Linked DNA regions of Homo sapiens: region 1 is linked to region 2. A link is an interaction called in ENCODE POLR2A ChIA-PET data of the cell type or tissue named here. Cell type or tissue: CD4-positive, alpha-beta T cell. All regions are shown on one strand.

Region 1 (2,500 bases), 620 kb before region 2:
AGATCAGATACGTTTTCTGGACCCTGAGTTCCTGGGTGATGTCCAGGTCAGGGAAGTGGGGGAGGTAGGTTTCTAGGCTCTGATGCTCCTGAGCAGGGGAGCCCCCACCACACCCGTTCCTGTGCCTGGTGAGAGCACGGCTTTGCAAGGACTTCCACTCTTCCCCAGGAGGCCCTGCCGTGGGTGAGGCAGATCGCAGAGTAGGGGCCCCCTCACCAGACCCTGGGTCCTCTGGGGCGGAGGGGTGTGGCTGGGGTGCCCTGCTGACTGGCTGTGGGTACAGCCGAGGAGGTGGTGGTGCGCTGCTCCTTCCGGGACGAGGATGACGACTGCACCTACAGCTACACCATGGAAGGTGACGGCGCCCCTGGGCCCAACAGCACTGTCCTGGTGCACAAGAAGAAGGGTGAGCTGGTGGGGCCGGGCGCAGGGAGGGGGCGTGTGGCCAGAGCTCGGTGGGGAGGACAGGCACCACCTCCCCCTGCCTCCTCCTCTCCAGACTGCCCTCCGGGCTCCTTCTGGTGGCTCATCCCCCTGCTCCTCCTCCTCCTGCCGCTCCTGGCCCTGCTACTGCTGCTATGCTGGAAGTACTGTGCCTGCTGCAAGGTGAGCACCCAGGGTGCCTCCCAAGGCCCCACATCCCAGGGTCCCCACCCCAACAGGGCCCCCACCCTCCACCAGGGTCCCCAGTCCCCGCCTGAGTTCTCATCTCCCCAGGGTCCCCAACCCCTTCCTGGGTCCCCACCTCCCCAGGGTCCCCATCCCAACAGGGTCCCCATCCTCCACCACGGTCCCCACCTCCCCAGTGTCCTCAACCCCCTCCTGGGTCCCCACCTCACCAGGGTCCCCTCTCTGACAGGGTCTCCACCCTCCATCAGGGTCCTCCTCAGGGTCCCCAACCCCCACCAGGGTCCCCAGCCTCTCCACCCACCATCCCCACTCCTGCAGCTTTCTAGCCAGAGGCTTCAGCCCGTAGAGTCCAGCTGTCTGGATTCTGGTCCCAGCTCTGTGACCTTGGGCAAATTACTTAATCTCTCCATGCCTCAGTTCCCTCATCTGTAAAATGAAGATCATAGAATTGACCTCAGAAAGTGGAGCTGAAGCTTAAATTAGTGAAGTTCAGAAGGGACTGACCCATAGCATGCACCATCGCCCCCACCCCCACCTTGGCAAGACCCACACCAACCCCATCCAGCTTCCGGAGTGACAGTAATGATGATGACACCCATGAGCTCTTAGCCCGAGTCATCCTGGAGCCCCAGCCCCCAGCTCAGCCCTTGCCAGCATCCGTTCTCTGCTTAGCTCAGTGTTCCTCTTTGTGCTGTCGCCACAGCATGTCCACGTGACTCCATTTCCCCGCCCCCCATCACCCCATGAGGTCAGTGGGGCAAGGTCACCATGCCCTATGACAGATGGAGAAATTGGGGCTGAGAGGCAGGTGATAAATGCACAGTCCTCAGAAGGGGCTGAGGCAAGCTGAGCCCACATCTTCCCCAGCTCTAGTGCCCGCCCAGGACCCCCACTCCATCAGCCATCAGTGGCCAGATCCCTGAGAGCACCTGCTCTGGGGTCAGCCACGTGCAAAAGGCCTGGGAGCCACAACAGGGAAGAAAGGGCCCTGCCCGCCCGCAGCTGGCGGTCACTGGGGAGAACAGACAAGAGAAAGCGTGGAGGATGGCATAGCTCAGAGTAGGGATTGTAGGCGGCAGACCACACTCCGTAGTAACCCCCAGTGTTGTGGGATATTAATGTGCATTACATAGGCAAGGAGTTATGTGATCAAATAGGTTTGAGCTAGGCACGGCTGCGCGTGCCTGTAGTCCCAGCTACTCAGAAAGCTGAGGCAGGAGGATCACGAGTCTGGGAGTTTGAGGCTACAGTGAGCTATGATTATGCCACTGCACTCCAGCCTGGGTGACAGAGTGAGACTCAAAAAGAAAAAAAAAAAGAAGGTTTAAGAAACAAGTTTCTTAAATTTAAGTTACAGTGGCTCACACTTGTAACCCCAGCACTTTGGGAGGCCAAGGCGGGTGGATCACTTGAGGTCAGGAGTTGGAGACAAGCCCGGCCAATATGGTGACACCCCATCTCTACTAGAAATACAAAATTAGCTGGGCATGGAGGTGGATGCCTATAATCCCAGTTACTAGGGGGGCTGAGGCAGGAGAATTGCTTGAACCTGGGAGGTAGAGGTTGCAGTGAGCCGCGATCGTGCCACTGCATTCCAGCCTGGGCAACAGAGCGAGACCCTGTCTCAAAAAAAAAAAAAAGAAAAGAAACAAGTTTCTTCTCTGCAGGACTTCTCAGAGGCTTTGATAAAGTCCTGTGCCTAACCTGCAAGAGGGGCATGGGGAATGAATTCAGTGCTTCCCAAGTGAACCTGACCACAGAACCTTTACAGAGCACCCGGCAGGATGAGAGTTCCACGGCGCAAACTTTGGGAACCCTCTGCCCCCATCCCCCTCTATGCCCTTGTGTGCCATGCTTACACCCTGCTACC
Region 2 (2,500 bases):
CCGGGATCCCACTCCTCAGCACAAGCATGGGCTTTGCAACAATGTGGGGATGCCCAGGGTGGCCAATGGTCATTGTTATGGACTGAAAGTTTGTGTCCTCCCAAAATTAATATGTTGAAGTTCTAACCCCCAGTGTGATGGGACTAGGAGGTGGAATGTTTGGAGGTGAGCTGGAGTTAGATGAGGGTGGGGACCCCATGATGGGATTAGTGCCCCTAAAGGAGGAAGAGACATCAGGGCTTCTCCTCTCTCTGCCATGTAAGAACATAGGGAGAAGGTGGCCGTCTGCAGCCTAGAAGAGAGCCCTCACCAGAACCCGACCATGTGGCTCCCTGAGCTGGGACTTCCAGCCTCTAGGACTGTGAGAAGTAAGTGTCTGTTTTTTAAGCCACCCAGTCTATTTTGTAGCAGCCCAGACAGACTAAAGCAGGCATGCTGAGCCTGCCTAGGGTGTCACGCATCCCGTCTGACACGTAGGCCTGCCATGGTCTGGCTTGCTTTCTCCCATGTCCTCCTCAGAAGAGGTTGATGCTCAAAGCCCTCTGCAATGCTTGTGACCCACGTTTCCCCTGCAGTCCCCCCTCCCACAGAAGCATTGCAGGGGTCTGTGTACCTGAGGAGGGAAGTGAAGGGACAGAAACAGCTCATTGCTCAATGCCCAAAGATAGCACGTTGGGCCTCAGGAGCACCTACTCAATTTAGCCACTAAAAAATTAGAAACAACCGAAATGCCCCCAAATAACAGAATAGCTATACAAATGATGATGCCTCCGAATGATGGAATATTTGGCAACCATCAGAAAGTTTGCTTTTTAGGAGCTGGGTGTGGTGGCCCACACCTGTGGTCCCAGCTACTCAGAAGGCTAAGGCAGGAGGATCCCTTGAGCCCAGGAGTTCAAGGCTCACAAATGTGAACAGCCACTGCACTCCAGCCTGGACAGCATCATAAAACTCTATCACTTTAAAAAAAAAAAAAAAAAAAAAAAAGGCTGGAGCTGGGCACGGTGGCTCACGCCTCTAATCCCAGCACCTTGAGAGGCCAGGGTGGGCAGATCACACGGTCAGGAGTTCGAGACCAGCCTGGCCAACATAGTGAAACCCTGTCTCTACTAAAAATACAAAAAAGTAGCTGGGCGTGGTGGTGGGCGCCTGTAATCCCAGCTACTCGGGAGGCTGAGGCAGGAGAATGGCTTGAACCCAGAGGTGGAGGTTGCAGCGAGCCAAGATCACGCCATTGCACTCCAGCCTGCGCGACAGAGCGAGACTCCATCTCAAAATCAATCAAGCAATCAATCAATTAATCAAACAAGGCTGGGCATGGTGGCTCATGCCTGTAATCTCAGCATTTTGGGCGGCCGAGGCTAGTGGATTACCTGAGGTCAGGAGTTTGAGACCAGCCTGGCCAACATGGCAAAACCCATCTCTACTAAAAATAACAAAAATTAGCCAGGTGTGGTAGCAGGCACCTGTAATCTCAGTTACTCAGGAGGCTGAGGTAGGAGAATCGCTTTAACCTGGGAGGTGGAGGTTGCAGTGAGCCGAGATTGCGCCACTGCACTCTAGCTTGGGCCACAGAGCGAGACCCTGTCTCTAAATAAATAAATAATAAATTAAAATTAAAAAAAAAACGTTTGCTTTGTCTGGCACAATGGCTCACGCCTACAATCCCAGCACTTCGGGAGGCCAAGGCAGGTGGATCACCTGAGATCAGGAGTTCAAGGCCAGCCTGGCCAACATGGCGAAACCACATCTCTACTAAAAATACAAAAATTAACCAGATGTGGTGAGGAGCACCTCGGATCCCAGCTACTCGGGAGGCTGAGGCATGAGAATCACTTAAACCCGGGAGGTGGAGGTTGCAGTGAGCCAAGACCACACCATTGCACTCCAGCCTGGGTGACAGAGCAAGACTGTCTCAAACGAAAAAAAAAAGGTTTGCTTTTAAAAGAATCATTGATGATGGGGAAATGCTCATAAACAAAGTGGCAAAATAACCTGACTTAGACATTATCTGAGTCATATTTTCCTGCATGTCTTAAGAGAAAGAAGGCGCACAGGGACGTGTTTGAGGACCTGAGACTCCCTTAAGAGGCTTTTATTATTTTTATTTATTTATTTTTTAAGAGACAGGGTCTCACTATGTTACCCAGGCTGGACTCAAACTCCTGGGTTCAAATGACGCTCCCGAGCAGCTGGAATTGAGGCTTTTATTATTGAAAGCCTAAATTCCCAAAGGCAAGAACTGAAGTGTCCCTGAGTGCCCCAGCCTTGGAGAGGGGGAGTCCTCACAAATTGAAGGGACAGTTGGACGAGGAGGTGGGGACTCCAACAAGTACCCTGGGGACTCTCATAAAGATGAGGAAAGAATGAAGACCGGAGGCTCTCCTTGAAGCTCAGGAACTGCGGAAGGCCCTGGGGCTCTTTTATGTACCAGTCCTGGCAGAGGACTTGGAGTCAGATTTAATCTTGTTAAACAGAATTTGTGGCCCAGCATGGTGGC

Evidence for each region. Peaks named below come from ENCODE experiments on the same cell type or tissue, not always from the same donor. Only the 100,000 strongest peaks of a DNase experiment are listed, where the experiment ranks them.
Region 1: POLR2A ChIA-PET joins it to region 2 with 6 read pairs; 2 of 35 experiments call an interaction of 5 or more read pairs at or near these places.

Annotation. Positions count from the first base shown.
Region 1 is chr17:75,737,039-75,739,538 of GRCh38, forward strand. It overlaps ITGB4 (integrin subunit beta 4), which reads left to right. Exons shown (of 40, transcript NM_000213.5): 17 at 284-406; 18 at 500-606. Among named protein-coding and RNA genes, the nearest start is that of ITGB4, 17 kb to the left of the region's middle. In CD4-positive, alpha-beta T cell, no CTCF peak of the experiment used is centred here; a DNase peak (open chromatin) is centred at 1,283.
Region 2 is chr17:76,357,556-76,360,055 of GRCh38, forward strand. No RefSeq gene overlaps it. Among named protein-coding and RNA genes, the nearest start is that of PRPSAP1, 4.9 kb to the left of the region's middle. In CD4-positive, alpha-beta T cell, no CTCF peak of the experiment used is centred here; no DNase peak of the experiment used is centred here.